7 separate regions of the Homo sapiens genome follow, and all the other regions are linked to region 5. A link is a contact called in ENCODE Hi-C or POLR2A ChIA-PET data. All regions are on one chromosome and are shown on one strand. Each heading gives the region's core, a stretch centred on a gene start or an enhancer-like site at or near the end of the contact. The rest is flanking DNA. Distances are from core to core; before and after follow the strand shown. Region 1 holds the start of CASC3 (CASC3 exon junction complex subunit). Region 2 holds the start of ZPBP2 (zona pellucida binding protein 2). Region 3 holds the start of PTGES3L-AARSD1 (PTGES3L-AARSD1 readthrough). Region 4 holds the start of ORMDL3 (ORMDL sphingolipid biosynthesis regulator 3). Region 5 holds the start of EIF1 (eukaryotic translation initiation factor 1). Region 6 holds the start of AARSD1 (alanyl-tRNA synthetase domain containing 1). Region 7 has its middle 28 kb from the start of LINC00910.

Region 1 (3,145 bases), core at 497-2,996, 1.5 Mb before region 5:
GCCTTGAATTTTCCTTTCATCTCTGAAGGCATTCATAATTACTTCCAGTTTCATGTTATCTATAAATTTGATAAACATCAGGATCCTTAACCATGTCATTTATAAAAATTTTACTCAGGAAAGGCCGGGCGCGGTGGCTCACGCCTGTAATCCCAGCACTTTGGGAGGCCAAGAACGGCGGATCACGAGGTCAGGAGATCGAGACCATCCTGGCTAACACGGTGAAACCTCATCTCTACTAAAAACATAAAAAGTTAGTCGGGCCTGGCGGCAGACACCTGTAGTCCCAGCTACTCGGGAGGCTGAGGCAGGAGAATGGCGTGAACCCGGGAGACGGAGCTTTCAGTGGGCCGAGATCACCCCACTGCACCCCAGCCTGGGCGACAGACAGAGTGAGACTCCCTCTCAAAAAAAAAAAAAATATTTTACTCAGGGAAGAATTCTATGCCATGGTGGCCTTTGTTTGATAACATACATTATTAACGTGCACTCCTGTAGGTGCACTAAAAACTTAGCTCATGCACTTTGTATATCCTTATAATGGTCCAAAGAAAACACACTGATTCTTTTCAATGGTGGCCAATGCCTTGCCAAAATGAAATAATTTCCATAAACCTTAAGAAGGAAATAATGTCAGGATTTTGAATCAACATCTGTTTCTACTGACCATTTATTTTTAAATAGGTTCTAAAATCCTGACAAGGGCAGTAGCTCATGCCTGTAGTCCCAGCACTTTGGGAGGCTGAGACGAAAGGATCGCTTGATCCCAGCCAGGAGACAAGCCTGGGCAAGAGCGAGACCCCATCTCTACAAAAAACAGAAAAATTAGCCGGGTGTGGTAGTGTGTGCCCGTTGTCCCAACTACTAAGGAAGCTAAGGCAAGGAGGTCACCTGTGCCTGGGAGGTCAAGGCTGCAGTGAGCCGCGCTACTGCACTCCAGCCTGGGCAACAGAGTGAGACCCTGCCTCGAAAAAGCCAAAACAAAACCGGTAATACTGGCATCATACCAGCCTGCACTTTGGGACAGGTGATGGCTGGGGTGGGAAGAAACGTGAAGAGGAAATGAGAACACAGAGAAAACGCTGCAACAAGAAGTCCTCTGGCTTCACTGCAGACAACTGGTTTCTCCTTCGCCCGTTATCTTAAACAAGGCTGGTGCAGCAAATCTGACGCAGCACTACAGCTTTTAAGATTTACCTTGATTCGTGATTTTACCAAGCAAAGGAATGCAGTAAATTGACCTGCTTCAAACGTAGGTAGAAGTGAGAAATGGAAACAGAAAACCATGAAACAGCCCTAGTGTTGCAGTGAAGCTGTGACAGGTTGACTCCTTCCACTCGGGAAGCCCAAGATGGCCGGGCCAGGAACCCGGGAGGCTGCTGAAGTCTCAATTCCCCTCGCCCTAGGCCTGCCCAAGGGAAGTCAGGAGCCGCGCCACGCCCCCTTACATCACCGATAGACGTAATCCGGGTCGGCCGCAAACGTGCCGCAGGCCTAGGCCCCGCCCAGTGCCCCGCCCCTCCCCCAACACACACACACACACACACACACACACACACCCCAACACACACACACACACCCCAACACACACACACACACACACACACACACACACACACACACACACACACACACACACAGCGGGATGGCCGAGCGCCGCACGCGTAGCACGCCGGGACTAGCTATCCAGCCTCCCAGCAGCCTCTGCGACGGGCGCGGTGCGTAAGTACCTCGCCGGTGGTGGCCGTTCTCCGTAAGATGGCGGACCGGCGGCGGCAGCGCGCTTCGCAAGACACCGAGGACGAGGAATCTGGTGCTTCGGGCTCCGACAGCGGCGGCTCCCCGTTGCGGGGAGGCGGGAGCTGCAGCGGTAGCGCCGGAGGCGGCGGCAGCGGCTCTCTGCCTTCACAGCGCGGAGGCCGAACCGGGGCCCTTCATCTGCGGCGGGTGGAGAGCGGGGGCGCCAAGAGTGCTGAGGAGTCGGAGTGTGTGAGTGCGCGCAGGCGGGGCGGGGTGGGGACCGGGCGGCGAGCCGGCCGGGGGCGGGGTGTAGGTGATGCTAGGTAGTCTGTGAGTTGATAGTAGATACTGGGACTTTTTTTTGTTTTTGAGAGAAAAGGGGAGTTATCCCAATGCGAGTTTGCATCCGGAGTTCCAAGGGAAGAAGAAGGATTGGGGGTTTCTGGGAGGATGGTAGAGCCGCTGGAGATGGAAAGCGGATGTTTTATTCAGAAGTCGGGGCTGGAGGGAAGGAGACCAGACCTGCCTTGGCTACTACTTGATAAAGATTTACCTATCTCTGTCTCCCTCTCCAACCATTTTGTGCTGAATCTTCAGCTTTTCACCCACATTTCTTTATTGGGCTCCCCACCTCTGGAAATCACAGAACTAACCCATGTCTTCTGCTTTCTTTCAGGAGAGTGAAGATGGCATTGAAGGTGATGGTGAGTAGCATCTTTTACCCCATTAGGACAAGAGTTTTTTTTAACATAAACTCAGGTCATCTATTTCCAACATCGACATTCTCACACACTGTCACGGATTTAGGGCCACAGAGTGCCTTTTTGTAACATAGTGGTTAAGAGCATAGGCTTTAGCAGTATAGTCTTCAGCAAGTTACCCTCTGAGCCTGTTTCTCCTTTTGTAAGTGGGGACTATAATTTTATCCACGTTGTAGGTTGATGTCAGAATTAAATGAGACTCTTAGTCTGACCTGTAATAAGCAGCCAAAAAATGTTTCTGGGTTTCTTTTTTTCCACATATTTCTGTTTTATTTCAGCTGTTCTCTCGGATTATGAAAGTGCAGAAGACTCGGAAGTGAGTATGACAGGTTTTTTCCTATGGTATAGATCAGAAATGCTTTTTAAAAACGTGTACACACCTTCGTTGCAAACGTACCATGACCTCCGTGTTTATCCTCTTGTGTATTCTTCATTTATGCTTCTGAAAAAGTGTTACAGAAGGTCTTGTTCACTTTAGACCTAGGGAAAACTTGGGGCACGCCGTCTCAAGCCACAGGTGTTATACTGTTAGTTGGCTTCTCTTCCTGTCTGAAGAATATGAGGTTCTAAATAAGAGAGTGAGGATATCTTGAAGTCCTCTGAAAGATGTTTGACAGTTTGTTTTATGCAGTGTAGGTTGAGAA
Region 2 (2,940 bases), core at 441-2,940, 1.8 Mb before region 5:
GACACAGCCAAGGGGAATCTAAGGAGATACGATGACTATAGGTAATGTGGGATCCCGCATGAGATCCTGGAGCAAAAAAACAAACGAGGTAGGGAGGACATTGAGTAAAAAACTAAGGAAATCTGAATAAAGTTTGGACTTCAGTTAATAGTAATATATCAATATCCGTTCATTAATTGTAAGAAATGTACCATACCAATGTAAGATGTCAATAATAGGGAAAATCGGGAGGGAGTATGTAAAAACTCTCTGTACTGTTTTTGCAAATTTTCTGCAAATCTAAAACTCTTCTAAAATAAAAAGTTTATATAAAAAGAGTGGATGGGTACTTTTGACAACTATTACTCATTTGGTTAAGTCTCCTCTCATAGGATTTAGTTTATCACACAGGATTTACAACTATCAATTACTTACAGTAACCAAAAAGTCAATAAAACACACTGTGGATATATAATGTACTTTGACTAAAACTGGAATGAAGAACTTGTAGGGAATCAAAGATAATGCCTAAATCTGTCTTCATTATCATCACCTTAAGAAGAGAACAGTTGAGACCAGACCATGTATCCAGACATGGTAACTGAAAATGGGTGGATCTGACTCACTGAGTCACATTTCATGGCTTATGCTATATAGGTAAAATTAACAGTGACTAAAAATGAAATTACTGACAAAGTTTGCTCCTGGACCATATGAGAGAGTCCAAGTACTGACTCGGCTCAAAGGAAATAAAACCGAAAACTCTTGATCTCACCCAAAATAACCATTCTGCACCCTGTCTGAACCTTGGGCTCTCTCTACTAACCAGCCTACTCAAAACCACTACTGAGAGTGGTGTCCCGCTGCTAAGAAACAGACAACACACAGGGCCTTTCGGGCCACCAAACTAGTAGCCAAGAAGGAACCATCAAAGACGCGGGCATGATCCCCTTTGGAGCTCCCCGATCTTGACTAGTCATCCATCCCTACAGAAAAGGCCAATCGGGCTCCATCCCTACAGAAAAGGCCAATGGGCCTTACAATTGGGCCCATTTTTAAAGCAAGGTCACTTCATCAACCTAGATACGTTTGCACTGGGGGAGGTCTCTCACATCGCCTCATACTTGAAGTGAAAATGAAGATTCAACGTTCCTCTAGAGTGGGAAGGCCCGGAAGCGCCTTCTTGGCTCAGTAGTGGCTCTTCTGGGTCTTGGTCTTGCTGGTAAAGAATGCAATTAGGTAAAAATCGCGTGTCAGTTTGAAAGAGATTCGACACCCAGTTTCAGCGTTCATGAGAAGAGAGGCGTAGGAAATCCCCACGCGGGCCTTTCTGCTTCACGTGAGGAGGAAATTGTCACAAGTCTCTGCCTTCCTCAGGTCCCCTTCCTAGGGGATTCCTCATCGCATCCCCTAGCCGCCCTACCCCACCACGGTCCTTGGGACCTCGCGGTGTTCTCTCCTTGATCCCTTCGGCCCCTAGACTGGGGAATCCCCGGAACGCGACACCGTGGCTTCTTTTCCTTTATTCTCTTCCTGCCTTCCGCTCCGCTCAGAGAGCAAGGGGCCAGGAGCGCGGGAAAATGGCGCCGGACGCGAGGCGCGAAAAGTTCGCATGCCTGCTGCCGCGTGGGCGCCAGAGGATCTGGCGATCGCCTGCAGCGCCGTCGCCCCGCCCCCGCGCGCGAGAATCGAAGCACGCACGCGTTCTCCTGCGCGTCCGCTCCCGCCGTTGCGACGGACGGGTAGGGGAGGCGACCCCGGCGTTCTGCTCCGCACTGTGGAGGAGGTGGGGAGGTGTTGGGCCAGGGCTGAGGTAGGAGGGAGTCTGTCCCTCGACGCCTCCTGCGACGCCAGCCCCTGAGCGATGATGCGAACGTGCGTCCTACTCTCCGCGGTGCTCTGGTGCCTCACAGGAGGTGGGGCTCCCTCCACCCGGTCCCCAGGCCTCTCCCTCTGCCCGAGCTTCCCGGTCCTGCCTCCTTCGCCTCGCCCTGCCCTGCCCGACTCTGAACCCTGCTCCTCTTCTAACTAAAAGTCAGTGTTTTATTTCCTCCGCAGTCCAATGCCCGCGTTTTACCTTATTCAATAAGAAGGGCTTCATTTATGGCAAGACAGGACAGCCAGGTAATAAGGGCCTCTGCACACGCGGGCCCATTGGAGGGGCCGGAACTGCGAAGCTCTTCCCGGAAGAGCTTCCTGGAGAGAAGGGGAACGAGCCAGCGTTTATTGAGCATCTATTATACTAAGCATCTGCTTGGCAGTTCACGACGGTCGCATTTTTTCATCCTTACAGCGATCCCTATTGTGTCGCCTTGCTTTAAAGCCTTACAGCTCACAAAGGGCTGGGATTTATTCCAGATCTCTCTCTCAGATGCCATCTCACTTCCAGGTGTCTCTGCTGCTTTGCAACGCGGGAAACCCACGCAAAGGAGTGATTTCCAAGGCCTTCTGTTTGGAATATCTTTAATCCTCCCCTTATTAACTGGAAAAACTCCCACGCATCCTTCAGGGCTCAGCTCAAATGTCCTTTATCTCTGCAGTGAAACTTTCCCAAGGAAAATTAGTTACACAGCTAATTTTAGATAAATTGAGCCAGTTGATAGAATTTGTCATGTTTAGACTCCTTCTGTGTTTGAGTTCTCTCCCCGACCCCCAACCAAATTGTAGGACGTTGTCTTTATGAGCCTGGCATTCAGTAGGCTTTAAAATTAATATCTTTCTGGGTTGCAGTGATTCCAAGCATACCATCGTTCTGTCCACCAAACCAGAAACAAGAAGTAATCACACATCTTCCTAATATGCCCAGATAGGCTTAATTATTGTTCCCAATGGAGAAAATTTACAGTTAAACATCAGGTTTCCCTTAGGGTGATCATGATCATCTATCTTTCTTTCTTTCTTTCCTTCCTTCCTTCTTTTTTTTTTTTTTTTTTTTTGACAGTCTCACTCTGTCACCCAGGC
Region 3 (3,003 bases), core at 311-2,810, 1.3 Mb after region 5:
CCAGCCTGGGCAACAAGAGTGAAACTCCGTCTCAAAATAAATAAATAAATAAAAATAAAAAGAGAGACTAATACAGTTGGAAAAAAAAGATTAGGCAGGACTTGTTGAGTGATTGAATATTGGCTGGAAAGGAGGCAAGGACAATCCCAGCTGTAACCTGGGTACATGGAGAGAAGAAGCAGGCCACTTTCCACACACCCACCTTGATATCCTCCTTGGTAAGCCGCGGCCAGGCCACCTTTTCCTTCCATTTTCTCACAAAACAAGTAATAGAGCGGGAAGAGCGCTTATCCTGGGAGTCCTGCCAGATAGAGAGCCTCATTCTTAGGGTCTGGGGTTTAGAATTAATCTCCAGTTTCCCTGGGCAGCCCGGTTTCCATCCAAACCTTACTGTCCCATTTCACCCTTACCTTGGAGTTCACTTTGGCATAGAACTCAATCTCATTGTACAACTCCACTCCATCGGCATTCTTGCAGCTGAGGAGACAATGAAGCTGAGGAGATGCGGAATACTCCGTGTGGGGACATTAGGAAAGGGGTAGATTCCTGGGAAGCCAGGCCCTCGGACGGCAGGGCCACTACCTGAACACAATGCGGTGATCCTCAATAAGCACGTGGACATCGGTGCTGTCCTCAACACAAAACTCCATGAACACATACCTGGGCCTGTCGTACCACAAGGTCCGGGCGTGCTGCCTGAAGAGAAGTTGAGGTGTGGCTTCATAGGGGTGGGAGAGGGAAGACTGAGGTCATTTGGGAAGGGACTACCCAGGGACCTTTGATGCCACAGTTTTTTCAAAGTGGAGCTAAATGAGACAGAAGGGGTGAAAGGGAAGGGAATGACAGGAGTGGGTGGGTGTGGTGAATGTGAACCTGGGAAGAATAGAACGTGCAAGACTAGGAAACTAGGAGGTCAGGGAGAACATTCAGGTCACACCTTCCCTCACCCCACAGTTACAGAGACCAGGGGTCCGGGGCTCCCGTGGGGCCTCACAGAACCTGGAGCGCCCAGAAGACTTGGAGCAGGGAATCTCCAGGGAAAAGGGCCAGGGGGAGCACCGGAGCCGGAAACACTCACCGTGCCATTGCGGCTCCCGCTCCAGGGTGGCATTTAGAGTTCCAGGCAGGGGCCGCTATCTTTAGATCCTGGGGACGCCCCCAGCAGCTGCCTCTCCTTATATGGTCGGGAGAGCAGTTGAGAGGAAGAGAGAACATGACCTGGCAGCCAAGGGATCTGCACTCTGGAGATACTCTGGGACAGCTTCATCCTTGCAGCCCTTCACCGTGGGGTCTTCAGAAATGCATAGACTATGAAGAGACAACCCATCTGCTGGAACCAGGGCAAAGGCTGCCCTAGACGCTACACACAGGGAATGACTTTTCCCCGGTATCATTCACCTGTTTCTCCGACGCTTACTGCTCAGTGTCTGATTCACAATAGGCGCTCAATAAAACATTATTGTCCTGAATTAAATTCCCGGGGAAGGCGCGCCCTCGGGGACTTGGGTACTTCAGGCCCCGCCCACCACTCCCCTGGGGTTCCAGGCCACCGCGCCGTTGCCATGGCAGCAGGGGGGCGCGGCTGACGTGCGGTGGTGTTTCCGGGAAGATGGCGGCTGTCGAAGCGGCTGCAGAGCCGGTAACGGTGGTGGCGGCTGTTGGGCCAAAGGCGAAAGACGAAGAGGAGGAGGAAGAGGAGCCGCTGCCACCGTGCGAGGCGGTGCGCTGGGCCCCAGTGGGGGCGGTGGCGGAGGCCCGGCCTGGGGCAACCGCGTTTTTAGAAGAGGCGACGGCCGAGGAGCCTGGCGCGGCCCCGGGCTCCCCGCCGGATTCGCCGGGCCGGACGCTGCGGCGGCTGCGGGCAGAGCGGCGGCGGCTGGACTCGGCGCTGCTGGCGCTGTCCTCGCACTTCGCGCAGGTGCAGTTCCGCCTGCGCCAGGTGGTGCGCGGGGCGCCGGCGGAGCAGCAGCGCCTTCTGCGGGAGCTCGAAGACTTCGCCTTCCGCGGCTGCCCTCACGTCCTAGGTTACGAAGGGCCCGGCGACCCCGCCAGCGATGAGGGCGATGGGCTGCCAGGGGACCGGCCATGGTTGCGGGGCGAGGACCAGGTGAGTGGCTGGAGCCGGGCCGCGAGGAATATGGGAATAGTGGGGTCGTGTGGGTGGCGATCCAGACCCGGATGATGGTGCATGCGGGGAGAAGCCTCCCCGACTCGGTCGGTGAGTACGTGTGTCGGAGACCAGGGGACTGGAGTGCGGGGCCGGCTGAAGGGCAAGAGGACAGAGGCCTGGGAACCTGAGGGTGAGCGGTGTGCACGGAGGATGTGGAGAGATGTCGGTGCGTGATGACGTGAGTGGTAGAGGAGCGGTGAGCGAAGTGAGTCGTTGAGAGGGCAGCAGAGCAGCCAAGAGCAGTGCTGCGCCCACTCACCTTTCCCTCACGTATCTCAGTCTTGAACACTTTGGCTGCTAGAGGACCCCGACTCTGGGGATTGGGAAAATTGGCAAAGGAAAGGAAAGTGAGTTGGAATCCGTGGAAATTTAGGTTAACTCCCTGTCCCTGCTTTCCTGAAATCTAGGCAGTCTTTACACTTCTTTGGGTGGGAGTTTGGATTAACAGCAGGGTCTCTTAGTAACTGAAATAAACACAACTCTTGATTAGATAAATTTCCTAATGTTGGAATTTTTCCTTTTTAAGAGACGGGAGGGTCTTGGTATGTTGCCCAGGCTGGTCTCGAACTCCTGGTCTCAAGCCATCCTCCCGCCTCAGCCTCAGGACTACAGGCGTGTGCCACCGTGCAGGCTATAATGTTGAAATTTTTAAACTCTTCCTCCATCCTGCTTAATCATTAGGCATTCTGAATGAGGTCCTCTGATAACTGACAAGATCGATTCAGTGTGCCTACCCCAGAAGTAGTGAAACTATGTATAAGACACCAGGTAAACGTTTCCTTACAAGCTTTGCATCTCTGGAAGTGCACAAAGTGCTGGCTTTATTGGAAGTG
Region 4 (2,837 bases), core at 1-2,500, 1.8 Mb before region 5:
GAGATCAATAAACTAACAAAAAGACTGGCAATGAGGAAACACTCTTGAGACTTTCGTGTGACTATGGATACATATCACTTCCATTAGTAAAACAACCAACTGGCCCCTACCCTAGATGGGGAGAAACAGAGAGAAGAGGCTGGCAGAGGTCGACTAGGTCTACAGGAGTTGAGCCGAAAACTTCTGCTGCCATAGCTGGCAGGTGGCTGCTTAGTGCTGGGCCCTGATGTGGTTTCATAACCTGCCTCAAACCAGAGCCTGCAGCAACTCTGTTGTGTTAACCACTTTTTTGCTGGTAGCTCTTTCCCCCTCCTTCCCGCCCCACCCTCTTGGCTCCACATACAAATATCCGGGCCCAGCCAGTATGCCAGACACTCAAGCCAAGGCTGAGCACCACCAGGGCAGCCACCAGGTGAGCCCTTCCCATTCCCTCCCCCAGGAAAGAGCAGCCCTCACAACAGCAAACCTCCTGTCTTCTGGAAGAGGAGCACAAAACATCCAGGCCTGGATGGGGACCCCAACGGGGAGTCCGGGGCAGCACGTCACAATGCCATGTCCATTCCGCCCACCCCCCAAGCTGCAGGACCACAGCTGATAACCTCTCAACTTTGGCCCAGCCACCCCGACTGGGGGAGGGCGGTAGGAGCGGAAAGCGAGTGCCCAGGCGAACCCGCACTAAGCACAGGAGAGGAGGAGCGAAGAGGCGGAGTCCTCACTGTTGTTGGGGTTTTCTGAGTGAGACCTCGGGTGCGGGGCCGGGGGGAGGGGTCCCGCTCTGTTCCCCAGCCTGGGTCTTCGCACTCGGAACCCGGTCCGGTCCGGGACCCCACAGCCATCTCCACGCGTTCACCCAGCCCTGGAGGCAGCCAAACGTTTATCCCCGAAGCCGAGCCGCTCCCCGCCTCCCACCCCTAGCCGAGGCGCTCCTCCCGACGTTCCACCCCCGGCCTCCCGCTCGCACTTTATTCCTTGGCCACCTCCCCAGCCGATGCACCCCCTCGGCTGATGCACTCCCTCCACCCCCCACTCCCTCTGCCCCCGTCTCTCCAGCCCGGGGCGCCTCCCCAGCAGCCCCCACCTTCTCTCCCGCCCCTCCCGTAGCCCTGGGGCCTCTTGGTTCCTTCCGGGCTCACCGTGTGGGGCCGAAGATCAACGGCCCGGGAACGGTTCCCGGGAGCGGGGGCCGCTGCTGCTCCAGCAGCTGTAACAACCCGCGGCTGCAGCCTCCCCGCTGGCAGCTCCGGCCGAATCAGCGCTCCGCGCCGGTCCCCGTACGTCACCGCCCCGCGCCGGCACGCCCGACGCCTTCTGGGAGTTGTAGTTTCTTCCGCTGGCTCCGGGCCGGCCCTCCCGACGCCTCCTGGGAGTTGTAGTTTTTCCTGGGCTCCGTTCCCGGCCTCTTCGGGGACGCACGGTTGGAAGTTGTACCGTGACGTGATGGTCAGATCGGATGATAGAATTTTGGTGCGTAACAATTCCAACTTTTGCTTCTGTGCCCTTCAAGTGTATTTTATCCGTGCCCCAGTTTTGCAGATGAGGAGACTCGGACTTGTAAGTAACTTTCTGTAGGTCTTTGCTGGGTCCTAGACTGGATCGAAACCCAAATATTCTGACCCCAACTGCAGGATTTTTCCACTGCACCTGGCTGCCTCCGCCCTGGCCCCAGATTGGCTCCTCCAGAAACAGACTAGCCCGGCCCTTTGCCCTGCTGGGCCCTCCTGGGAGAGCGCTTTTCACAACATTGGCTGGGATGAGGGTCTGGAGGGCCCGGAACGGAGCCTGCCTTCTCCTTCTCAGTCACGCTTGGCCCAGGCTGCCCCGGACCGGGCCACATCCTTGGCCGCCCCGCACCTGACGTGAGAAGAGGCTACGTATCATAGATTCCTCCATCAGTAGTAAGGAGCCTGAGTTTCTGTCTCAGGTCAGCTTGTGTGGCTTTGAATGAGAGGCTCTGGTCTGCAGTTTTCACATCTGCATCGTCTAAAGGCAAGGGCACAGACTTTACTGCCTGGTAGACATGGGGTAGGCCCTCCTTTATTGGCAGTGTGACCCTGGGCAAATTACTTGTCTTAATCTCCAATTCCACACCTGTGAAACCCCACCTCCAAGGTTGTGGGAACCCAAAAGAATGTATGTAAAGCACCTGTTGCATTGTAGGAATCTACTTAATATTACTGTAGGAGGTTGAACTAAATGGCTCTTGAGGTCTCCTCGGTTACTCCCATTCTCCATGTCACCAAGAGGTCTTGTCTGGGTAGTTTCAACTCCTTACCCAGCTTCTTTCTAAGTCCACTCTATGCAGGGCAGGGCTGGAATAGCAAGGTCAGATGATGTCATGGCATGCCAACCTGACTCTGAATGGCAGTTCATGGCACCCTGAACTGAAAGTGAGGGAACAGGAAGGAAAAGGCTAGCCCAGGGAAACTGCGGAGCACTTTACTCGGACTACACCTACCTTTCCTTCCCCAGGGGGCTGCCAGGAAACAGTTGTCACACAGCTGGAGTGGGACCCCCAGAGGCACTTAGTGGTCACCAGGCAGGTGGGTATTTGAACCACCCAGAGCAGAACAGGCAGCTTCTTCAATATTTCCAGGGCCAATGGCCCCAAAAGGGCTCATTCCAAGATCGAAATAATCATCTGAGTCTGAAATAGCTCTGCCTATGTCCTGTGGAAGTTTCTCCTGGTTTGTGGAGGTGCCTTTCCTTATAGTCATCTTTCTGCAGACATAAGCAAACCCAGTGTTGTTCTTTTCACAGAAACCTCCCCAGCATTAAGGCAAGAAAGGTGTCTCTGTTTTTTCCGAAGTGTGCCTGCTTGACTCCTTTGATTTTTCTCT
Region 5 (2,998 bases), core at 151-2,650:
GTGTTGTATCAAAAATTCAATTTATTCCTGTAATCCCAGCACTTTGGAAGGCCGAGGCAGGCAGATCACCTGAGGTCAGGAGTTCAAGACCAGCCTGGCCAACATGGTGAAAACCCATCTCTACTAAAAATATTTTTAAAAAACTAGCCGGGCGTGGTGGTGGATGCCTGTAACCCCAACTACTCGGGAGGCTGAGGCAGAAGAATTGCTTGAACCCAGGAGACGGAGGTTACAGTGAGCCGACACAGTGCCACTGCACTCCAGCCTCGGCGACAAAGTGAGACTCTGTCTCAAAAAAAAAATCAATTTATTGGCAATATTTAAAAATCAAGAGATTTTATGTAAACACCTGGATTTCCTGGCACTCTTGAAAAAGATCTAGCACAATGGGCTGGAGGTGAGCGGCCACTGCAGCCCGTAGTTCTTACTCCAGCCCCCAGTCCACCCCATTACATCACACTTGGCTGTTTGCACTCCTTGATCCTACTTACCTGCCTATCCCCGGAGGCCTTTGAGTCTAAAATTCCTGGTCTCTTTTCACCACTCTACTTACCCCTACAACTGAGTGTTGAAATAAATAAACTGAAAGCAAGAAAGGTTGACTGTTTTGAAGGAAATATTTCATCTAAACTCTAGGAAGGCTCTACTCCACACAAGCTGTGCCACATGAAGGACGCCCTCTGGTGCCAGAATTATTCTCGGGGGGGCCCAGAACCAGTTACTATACCTTGAACTCATGCCAATGAGCTGGGCACACTTTTTCCTTAGATGGATTAATCTAATCTAAATGAAAATTTTAGATCGGATTAACCCACTTTAGAATAAATCTAAATGGCAATCTAAATTATGCGGTTACCGTTTTGATTATATTATTGTATGTTGATTAATCAAAGTGCCGCCCTAAATCCCGCTGTGACTCCGTGGGTAGTAGGGTGGGTAGGTAGGTGGGTTTGACACAACGGGGATTTCTCGTGTTTGGGAGGCTCATCATCTAAATCCTCTCTAAGGAGTGTTCATTTACCATATGAAACTCCCCTTTTCGAGAAGACAGGGATGCAACAGGGTCAAGAAGGTGGAACGTACCAAAGGACACAGTGCGTAGGCGCGCTCGAAACCTGGGCCGGTATTCTCGGCACCCAGACACCGTCCACTCGCACTGCGCAGGCTCCGAGACAGATCAAGCTTTCCCTCCCCCTCCCAGCTCTCCTAGAGTCAAGAGGACGCCCTCCTGCCGCAGACTTCCTGCGCAAGCGCCATCCCATGTCCCCGCCTCCAAACCAATTGGAAGCGGCGCCGCCTGGGCGCTTGGGGCACGACGCTGTGGGTGGGGTCAGGACGTGAGGGCAGCGCGCTGGCGTCAGAGGCGCGGCTATATAACTAAACACAGGCACCGCCCCTCTGCCCCAGTCACTGAGCCGCCGCCGAGGATTCAGCAGCCTCCCCCTTGAGCCCCCTCGCTTCCCGACGTTCCGTTCCCCCCTGCCCGCCTTCTCCCGCCACCGCCGCCGCCGCCTTCCGCAGGCCGTTTCCACCGAGGAAAAGGAATCGTATCGTATGTCCGCTATCCAGAACCTCCACTCTTTCGGTAAGCTATGGGAAAGGTCGCGGGCCCGGGTGGGGCAGCGGGGCCTTCCGGGCCCGGAGACGTGTTCCGGGAAGTTGCCAAGCGCTCCGGGCCTTCGTAAGCTCGGGCAGGGGAAACTTGACCAGGGTCGCAGGGCAGCGGGATCAAGGCCTGGGCCCCGGGGTCGGACCCTGAGCGCGACCGGAAGGAGCAGGCGGTAGGTCAGCCCTTGGGCGGGCCCGGCGTCTCAGTGGCGCATTTACTAATGGCTCCTGGGCCTCCTCGGGCCACACCCGCCCCTCCCGTCACCATTGCGTCACGTCCGTTACGTCACCACCCGTTGTCACGGATCCGGAGGGAAAGGCGGTGCCAGCCCTAAGTGGCAAGCGGGTGCACCAATGGGGGTGGGAGGCTTAGCCCCGCCTCGGGAGCTCGGGTTCCGGCGGGTTGCATCAGCTGGGTGGGGCACCGCCTGGCAGCCCGGACTCCCCCGACATGTGATCGGCTTCCCAGGGAGGGCGGGAGGCCCGGGCGTTCCCCGAGCCTGGGGAAGCTGGCCGTCCCGGACTGACCTGCTCGGGGAGAGCCAGCAAAGGACACATTCGGCCTGGCCCAAGCCCTGACGATTTCAGTGTTGTTTTCTGCACGCGCAAAACACCTGGGGACCGAGGGGATGGCAGTGGCATCCTATCTTTGACAGCTCTGAACGAGCTTAACCTTTTTTTTCAGACCCCTTTGCTGATGCAAGTAAGGGTGATGACCTGCTTCCTGCTGGCACTGAGGATTATATCCATATAAGAATTCAACAGAGAAACGGCAGGAAGACCCTTACTACTGTCCAAGGGATCGCTGATGATTACGATAAAAAGAAACTAGTGAAGGCGTTTAAGAAAGTAGGTCTTCAGTGAGATTTTGGGAAAGTCATAATGGATTTGTCCACAAGGGGGTGCCAGCTGTGTTGTATGTATTGTTAGCGGAAGGGGTGATAAATGCGTTCATGCTCTTGCTAGGCCTAATTCGTTTTCCTTTGTGCTTGCAGAAGTTTGCCTGCAATGGTACTGTAATTGAGCATCCGGAATATGGAGAAGTAATTCAGCTACAGGGTGACCAACGCAAGAACATATGCCAGTTCCTCGTAGAGGTGAGTTCAGTCACTACTTGATTTGTGCCTCTCTGCTGGCAAATCTCAGATCCTGTCTGTTAGCTTCTGCTGGGGACATAAAAGTTGGCTTTGTAAGGCTGAGCAAAACCTCAGTTGGGTTTTAAAGTACATAGACTTATTTCTGTTTTATAGGAAAAAGCAGAAGGGACTTGTCTACCTTTGGTTTACTGTTTCTGTGGATCTACTTCACAGATGCAAATTTGAATAGCATATAGATGCATTGTAAAATAAGCCAAATGCTGGGTTGTTCCTGTATTTGTAAGGACATGAGT
Region 6 (2,911 bases), core at 412-2,911, 1.3 Mb after region 5:
GGCCAAGGTGGGAGGACTGTTTGAGGCCAGGAGCTCAAGATCAGCCTGGGCAATAAAGTGAGACCTCATCTCTACAAAAAAGCAGCCAAGCATGTTGGTTGTGCGCCTGTAGTCCCCACTACTGGAGAGGCTAAAACAGGAGGATTGCTTGAGCCTGGGAGTTCGAGGCTGCAGTGAGCTAGATCAGGCCACTGCACTCCAGCCTGGGTGACATAGCAAGATCCTGTCTCTTAAAAATAAAAAAGAAAGAAAATAACCTGCATGGTTCGCTGCCCACACACCTTAATACACCTTTTTTTTTTCTTTTGAGACGGAGTCTTGTTCTGTCCCCCACGCTGAAGTGCAGTGGCACAATCTTGGCTCACTGCAACTTCAGCCTCCCGGTTCAAGTGATTCTCATGCCTCAGCCTCCCGAGTAGCTGGGACTACAGGGGCCTGCCAGTATGCCTGGTTAATTTTTATATTTTTAGTAGAGACAAGGTTTCATCATGTTGGTCAGGCTACTTGGGAGGCTGAGACAGGAGAATCACTTGAACCCAGGAGGCGGAGGTTGCAGAGCTGAGATCATGCCACTGCACTTCAGCCTGATGACAGCGAGAGATTCTGTCTCAAAAAAAAAAAGAAAGAAAGAAAGAAAAGAAAAGAAAGAAAAGCCTTTCTCATAATGCCCACCTTTGGTGTTATTATCCTCCTCTTCCATCTTCACAATGTACCTCACTTGCGCTCATGTTGTACCTAGTCCTCATCACAGCACTGATAAATATGCTCTCTGCTGTACTACTGTAACCCGTCTATCTCACCTGAACTCCTTCAGGAACATCTTTTTCAGTCCCTAAAACCCGAAGCTAATTCCTTCCTTGGGGCCTTTGCACCTGCTATTCTACCTGCCTGAATACTCCCTCTGCCCCCCAGCACCACTAGATAATTGCAAAGACTCACCCCCTCACTTCGTTTAGGTCTCTACTGAAATAACTTACCCTTCATCTAGACAAGCATCCCATCACTCTCTTTCCCTTTACTTGGTTTTTGTTTATTACTTATTATACCTAGCACACACAGTTGTCTTCAATAAACATTCCACGTATATAAAGGCACTGTGTTGTTCACCGGTTATCCTTACAGCCTGGAATAATATCTAGCATATGTTATGTCTAGATAAGCAATTGCTGATAAATACTCATTAAATGAATAACAAAATGAATTAAACTAAAGCTCATCTGAATTCATTATGGCTGAGAAAAAAGGGGCAGGAGAGCATTTCGGCCTGAGCACAAAGAAACTGGGGGCTTCCTGGGAAGAGATCGTTTTGGTACCTGTCCCCCGCCCTCAGGGAAAAGCACTGTGTCTTCCAGCACCACTTGGAAACCGCTCAGCACTTCTTTCTTGCCGTTGCTCCCTTCAGTCTGCAGCTCCGCGGGACAGCAGGAGACCACGGTGGTGGTGAACTGAACAGAGAGGAATGAGAGAATAAGCCCCGACCCCAGCCCTAGCCCTAGCCCTCTCCACACCAGGACAGAATGCCATGTTGGCACTCCCTACACGTGGCGCCCTCTTCCCCAAACCGCCTTGCCGGCCCGGCAGTCTCAAGTGCCTCGCCGTGACGCCGTACCTCTCGGGCATAACTGTCACGCTGACACCAGAACGCCATACCTGCAGGCGTGTGAGGAGGCGCACGCGCAGAGAAGCCTGGGAGCGAACGGAGAGCGACGTGGGACAAACGTCATCAAGGGCGCTTGTCTGCGCAGAAGCAGGAGGGTAAGGAATGGAATGCGGTTTGGATAAATTTACTGAAAACGCGAATTGCATATTTGCTGGGTTGTTTAACGACTGTTCTAAGGCTTTACAAAGGACAAGACCAGGAGGAAAAAAACAAACAAACAAAAACAAAAAAACGCGACCTGGACAAGGCACGTGGTTTAGTGAGCCCCTTGGGGCCCCAGGGATGTAAGTATTCTGGCTGCGGAATCCCAGCGCATAGAGGCGGGGACGGGACTGGCATGGTTACTGAGCAGCACTGCCCAGTAGAAATAGAAAGCAAGGAGCTGGGGGAGGTGGCTCACGCCTGTAATCCCAGCATTTTGGGAGGTCGAGGCGGGTGGATCACCTCAGGCCAGGAGTTCGAGACCAGCCTGGCCAACATAGCGAAACTCCGTCTCTACTAAAAATACAAAAATTAGCCGGGCGTGGTGGCGGGCGCCTGTAATCCCAGCTACCCGGGAGGCTGAGGCAGGAGAATCGCTGGAACCCGGGAGGCGGGGTTGCAGTGAGCAGAGATTGCACCACTGCACTCCAGCCTGGGCGACAGAGCGAGACTCCGTCTCAATTAAAAAAAAAAAAAAAAAAAAAAAAAAAGGCCGAGCGCGGTGACTCACGCCTGTAATCCCAGCACTTTGGGAGGCCGAGGCGGGCGGATCACGAGGTCAGGATATCGAGACCATCCTGACTAACGCGGTGAAATCCCGTCTCTACTAAAAATACAAAAAATTAGCCGGGCGTGGTGGCGGACGCCTGTAGTCCCAGCTACTCCGGAGGCTGAGGCAGGAGAATGGCGTGAACCTGGGAGGCGGAGCTTGCAGTGAGCCGAGATCGCACCATTGCACTCCAGCCTGGGCGACAGAGCGAGACTCCGTCTCAAAAAAAAAAAAAAAAAAAAAAAAGAAGAACAATTTGGCCAGCGTGGCCAACATGGTGAAACCCTGTTTCTACTAAAAACACAAAAACATTAGCCAGGCGTGGTGGCACACGCCTATATAATCCCAGCTACACGGGAGGCTGAGGCAGGAGAATCACTTTAACCCGAGAGGAGGAGGTTGCAGTGAGCCGAAATCGTACCACTGCACTCCAGCCTGGGTAACCCAGCGAGACTACGTCTCAAGAAAATTACATTACATTACATTAAAATAGTTTGGGC
Region 7 (3,175 bases), core at 1-2,500, 1.7 Mb after region 5:
CAAACAAAACAGCAAGGAGAAAAGTCCCCTGATTTCCATCCTAGTGCTTCTCAATCACACTCAGCACAGCAGCAACAAAACACAACCACATCTATCGAATCTTACTGCTCATAGCTGTTAAATATCAAATCTCAATCAGCAATTTTAGAGCCGGATCCTCCAATGCTTTTGGTTCCCAGTGTTTCACAAGCAAACGGACAGAAATCGGGAGGGACATAGGAGAAGAATCAGTTAAAATCCCTAAGACCAGTTAAATGAAGTCTCCTGAAAATGACACTGAAACGGAGACAGCAACCAAGACAAGGAGGACGAGGCAGACTAATACAAAGAGCATAGCCTGCGGTGTCAAACCTGTTTTTTAGCCGAGAGGGGCTTTACTGGGAGGGGCCTCTAACCCTCCTCGGTCGGGCCTCTAACCCGAGGTCGGTCAAGTGTCCTTGCCTTTTATTAAGAGGGGCCTCTAACCCACTCTCTTTTAGGAAAGACTCTAACTCCATTAAGTTGGGCCTCTAACCCAATCCCATTCTTTACCCGGGCACTCCACCACTTACCCAAAGTCAGTCTACTGACTACTGCAGTGCTGCAGTCTACTTCCTTTGGGTTGGGGGAGTTTCTTCAGTATCGTCCCTTCCATCATTCGCCAGAAATATGTTATAGGACCCCAACACTTCCCCAAAGCACTATAGTCCCATCTGTGGTGGCCAGAAATACGTCACAGGAAAAGGGCCCCGATCCAGACCCAAAGAGAGGGTTCTTGGGTCTCGCGCAAGAAATAACTCAGGGCAAGTCCGCGGTGCAAAATAAAAGCAAGTTTATTAAGAAAGTAAAGTGGTGAAAGAACAGCTACTCCACAGACAGAGAAGGGCGTTCCTGAAACTAAGAGAAGGAACGTATCCACCCTAGGTACAATGCTTGTACACATGGGGAGAGGTGTTCTGTTACAAGGGTTTGTGATAATTAACTTTAATTATTACATTTTGCAAGAATCCCTATTACTACCTTTAAAGCAAAATTAGGAACGCCTTTGTTCTCCAGATATCCAGCTATCTGGACACTCGGGTCTCTTCAGTAAACATTAATTTGTTCCCTTAACCGTAAGTATCTGAAAGCTAGGAATATCCTTCTGAGAATGCAGGCCCGTAAGTCCCGGCCTCATTTTTCTAGCCCTCACTCAAAATGGGGTCGCTTCAGGTTCCAACGTCTCTGACAGTCATACTACATATGACTCAGCCACGTCAATGGAAAAAGTAGACTGGATAGTGACGTACCCGCAGAAAACGAATGCAACAATCTGTCATACAGATCTGACGGCAGTCAGATTCTGCAGTGAAGTAGAGGCGGTAAACTTGAATGCAACGATCTTCATACCGCATCCCACAAAGCCACGTAAATCCAAAAGCAGTCCGACTCTCGATAGTGAAACACATGCGGTAAACTTGAATGGAAAGATGTTTATACTGCCTCGGATAGAGACACGTAAATGAAAAAGCAGTCCCACTTGGGATAGTGAAGTATGGGCGCTCAACTTAAATAGGACCGTCCGCATATCGTATGTGAGTGAAGCAAGTAATAGCAAAGGGCAGTCAGATTACGGAGACCGATGGCGACTGAAGTGAGTGCAGTAACCTTTAACTCAATGATCGTCACGCCGCAACCAAGTGAAACCGAAAGCAACTAAGCGCTCGAAAGCACGCCCGGCCAGCTCAAAAACTACGGCGCTGATGGACCCCAGTGATCCGACGTAAAGGTGCAAACGTAAAGCGCACACGGCCAATTTAAAAGCAGCGGCGCTGATAGGCCCGGACGAACCGACGTGAACGCGTAGAAGTAAGGTACGCGCGATGAGCTTAAATACGCGAGTACTAAGAGACCGTGAAACCCGGATTTAAGCGTGTAAACGCAACACACAACCTAGGAGGTCAGTAACAACGGTCCCAACTGATGCAAATGGCCCAATGCAAACACGTTGACAATCTCCCGTTAGCGACAGTAACAGACGCTAAGCGCCCAATGCGAACAAAACTCCCGCTTCGAAAACTACACCTCGGAATCCTTCCAGCGATCAAGGGCCAGCAACACCACAAGCCTTCCACTGTATCAACACCGTTTTCAAAACGAAAATGTTAACGATCGGCCACTGTACTCCTTCTCCCACACATCCTAACCTCAGGGTGACAGATAGCACCCTGAATAACTCTCTCTCCTACGTTGAGATTGTGTATCTTTATCCAAATCTGAACACCTGCGTAAGTAATATTGTTACTATTTTGGAGGATATTCACTTTCCTTTTTTGCTCCCATAACTCCCGAGAGAAGCAGCCATTTTAAATTTGCATGCCCCGCCGTGCCCTGCCTGCCAACCACTGAACAGAAAAGCGCCTGTAAATCACTGGAATCTTGGGAAAGCTCCTTCGGCTTCATTGCCCTTCAGGAGGAAAAACCCACAACGGAAAAGACACGAAGAGCTCTAGGAGGCTCTTCTTTCCTCCTCCTCCCCCTCCCCTTCCCCTCCCCTCTCCCTCCGCCTCCCTTCCCCTCCGCATCCCCTCCCCCTCCCTTCCCCCTCCCCCTCCCCATCTCGTCCTGACCTAGCTGGCATCCAACATTACTTTAAACTTTTTTTCACACATACGTTGAAAGAATTGTTTGGTGAACACCCGTATGCCCATCACCTAAAGTCATCTTGCTGTACTTGCTTTATTACATGTGTTACAGACGTCTAATTACATTTTTTTTTTCTTTTTTTTGAGAGGGAGTCTCGCTCTGCCGCCCAGGCTGGAGTGCGGTGGCGCGATCTCGGCTCACTGCAAGCTCCGCCTCCCGGGTTCACGCCATTCTCCTGCCTCAGCCTCCCGAGGAGCTGGGACTACAGGCGCCCCCACTACGCCCAGCTAATTTTTTGTATTTTTTAGTAGAGACGGGGTTTCACCGTGTTAGTCAGGATGGTCTCGATCTCCTGACCTCATGATCCCCCGCCTGGGCCTCCCAAAGTGCTGGGATTACAGGCTTGAGCCACCGCGCCCGGCAATTACATATTTTGTATAGCTGCACACATGGAGACAGGTACTCAGGTCTCGTCCCTCTAGCCATTTCTCAACTGTCTGGTCCGGCAAGGGCAAGTTTTCGAGGAGGCCAGGGTGCAGCCCTCAGGGGAGCACATGCTCTGACTGGTTGC

Evidence for each region. A loop is a pair of places that touch in the nucleus more often than their neighbours do. ChIA-PET counts read pairs that join two places held with the same protein, here RNA polymerase II (POLR2A). Pooled maps may share reads with other maps.
Region 1: a pooled map shows a loop between it and region 5 (17-fold over the local background). The contact joins the promoter of CASC3 here to the promoter of EIF1 in region 5. A Hi-C loop is called at or near these places in 7 of 50 pooled maps. POLR2A ChIA-PET finds 5 or more read pairs at or near these places in 5 of 52 experiments (A549, CD4-positive, alpha-beta T cell, activated CD4-positive, alpha-beta T cell and 2 more).
Region 2: a pooled map shows a loop between it and region 5 (27-fold over the local background). The contact joins the promoter of ZPBP2 here to the promoter of EIF1 in region 5. A Hi-C loop is called at or near these places in 2 of 37 single-sample maps with no recorded cell type and 4 of 50 pooled maps. POLR2A ChIA-PET finds 5 or more read pairs at or near these places in 2 of 52 experiments (activated B cell and activated T-cell).
Region 3: a loop to region 5 is called in a pooled map, with 13 times the contacts of the local background. The contact joins the promoter of PTGES3L-AARSD1 here to the promoter of EIF1 in region 5. A Hi-C loop is called at or near these places in 1 of 37 single-sample maps with no recorded cell type and 9 of 50 pooled maps. POLR2A ChIA-PET finds 5 or more read pairs at or near these places in 4 of 52 experiments (CD4-positive, alpha-beta T cell, WTC11, activated B cell and 1 more).
Region 4: a pooled map shows a loop between it and region 5 (6-fold over the local background). The contact joins the promoter of ORMDL3 here to the promoter of EIF1 in region 5. A Hi-C loop is called at or near these places in 1 of 37 single-sample maps with no recorded cell type and 7 of 50 pooled maps. POLR2A ChIA-PET finds 5 or more read pairs at or near these places in 3 of 52 experiments (A549, GM10248 and GM12878).
Region 6: a pooled map shows a loop between it and region 5 (7-fold over the local background). The contact joins the promoter of AARSD1 here to the promoter of EIF1 in region 5. A Hi-C loop is called at or near these places in 2 of 50 pooled maps. POLR2A ChIA-PET finds 5 or more read pairs at or near these places in 2 of 52 experiments (WTC11 and activated T-cell).
Region 7: a loop to region 5 is called in a pooled map, with 20 times the contacts of the local background. The contact joins the enhancer-like site here to the promoter of EIF1 in region 5. A Hi-C loop is called at or near these places in 4 of 37 single-sample maps with no recorded cell type and 10 of 50 pooled maps. POLR2A ChIA-PET finds 5 or more read pairs at or near these places in 5 of 52 experiments (CD4-positive, alpha-beta T cell, CD4-positive, alpha-beta memory T cell, CD8-positive, alpha-beta memory T cell and 2 more).

Annotation. Positions count from the first base shown.
Region 1 is chr17:40,138,791-40,141,935 of GRCh38, forward strand. It overlaps CASC3 (CASC3 exon junction complex subunit), which reads left to right and starts at 1,747. Exons shown (of 14, transcript NM_007359.5): 1 at 1,747-1,989; 2 at 2,417-2,444; 3 at 2,780-2,817. The coding sequence starts at 1,759. RefSeq lists enhancers at 1,358-2,298, 1,764-2,063.
Region 2 is chr17:39,866,512-39,869,451 of GRCh38, forward strand. It overlaps ZPBP2 (zona pellucida binding protein 2), which reads left to right and starts at 1,691. Exons shown (of 8, transcript NM_199321.3): 1 at 1,691-1,895; 2 at 2,038-2,103. The coding sequence starts at 1,844. RefSeq lists enhancers at 511-730, 971-1,050 and a silencer at 745-960.
Region 3 is chr17:42,978,968-42,981,970 of GRCh38, forward strand. It overlaps PTGES3L-AARSD1 (PTGES3L-AARSD1 readthrough), which reads right to left and starts at 1,561. Exons shown (of 17, transcript NM_001136042.2): 1 at 1,079-1,561; 2 at 583-696; 3 at 411-477; 4 at 203-301. The coding sequence starts at 1,215. It overlaps PTGES3L (prostaglandin E synthase 3 like), which reads right to left and starts at 1,113. Exons shown (of 7, transcript NM_001261430.2): 1 at 1,079-1,113; 2 at 583-696; 3 at 411-477; 4 at 203-301. The coding sequence starts at 1,086. It overlaps RUNDC1 (RUN domain containing 1), which reads left to right and starts at 1,598. Exons shown (of 5, transcript NM_173079.5): 1 at 1,598-2,107. The coding sequence starts at 1,610. RefSeq lists an enhancer at 1,525-1,594 and a silencer at 1,665-1,914.
Region 4 is chr17:39,926,351-39,929,187 of GRCh38, forward strand. ORMDL3 (ORMDL sphingolipid biosynthesis regulator 3) reads right to left here and starts at 1,251. Exons shown (of 4, transcript NM_139280.4): 1 at 1,134-1,251. LRRC3C (leucine rich repeat containing 3C) reads left to right here and starts at 1,382. Exons shown (of 4, transcript NM_001195545.2): 1 at 1,382-1,464. LOC124903999 (a long non-coding RNA gene) reads left to right here and starts at 370. Exons shown (of 2, transcript XR_007065750.1): 1 at 370-412; 2 at 578-652. RefSeq lists enhancers at 505-1,115, 1,116-1,727.
Region 5 is chr17:41,687,485-41,690,482 of GRCh38, forward strand. EIF1 (eukaryotic translation initiation factor 1) reads left to right here and starts at 1,401. Exons shown (of 4, transcript NM_005801.4): 1 at 1,401-1,585; 2 at 2,294-2,457; 3 at 2,604-2,705. The coding sequence starts at 1,555. RefSeq lists enhancers at 1,102-2,010, 1,996-2,085, 2,011-2,919 and a silencer at 1,226-1,615.
Region 6 is chr17:42,962,793-42,965,703 of GRCh38, forward strand. It overlaps AARSD1 (alanyl-tRNA synthetase domain containing 1), which reads right to left and starts at 1,662. Exons shown (of 12, transcript NM_001261434.2): 1 at 1,610-1,662; 2 at 1,314-1,445. The coding sequence starts at 1,648. It overlaps PTGES3L-AARSD1 (PTGES3L-AARSD1 readthrough), which reads right to left. Exons shown (of 17, transcript NM_001136042.2): 7 at 1,314-1,445.
Region 7 is chr17:43,359,246-43,362,420 of GRCh38, forward strand. No RefSeq gene overlaps it. Among named protein-coding and RNA genes, the nearest start is that of LINC00910, 28 kb to the right of the region's middle. RefSeq lists enhancers at 798-1,493, 1,539-1,718 and silencers at 1,969-2,028, 2,479-2,578. Within about 2 kb of position 1,251, at least 38 of the 41 ENCODE cell types and tissues checked have a DNase peak (open chromatin) inside an H3K27ac peak, as active enhancers do; they include CD4-positive, alpha-beta T cell, where a contact is called at or near this core.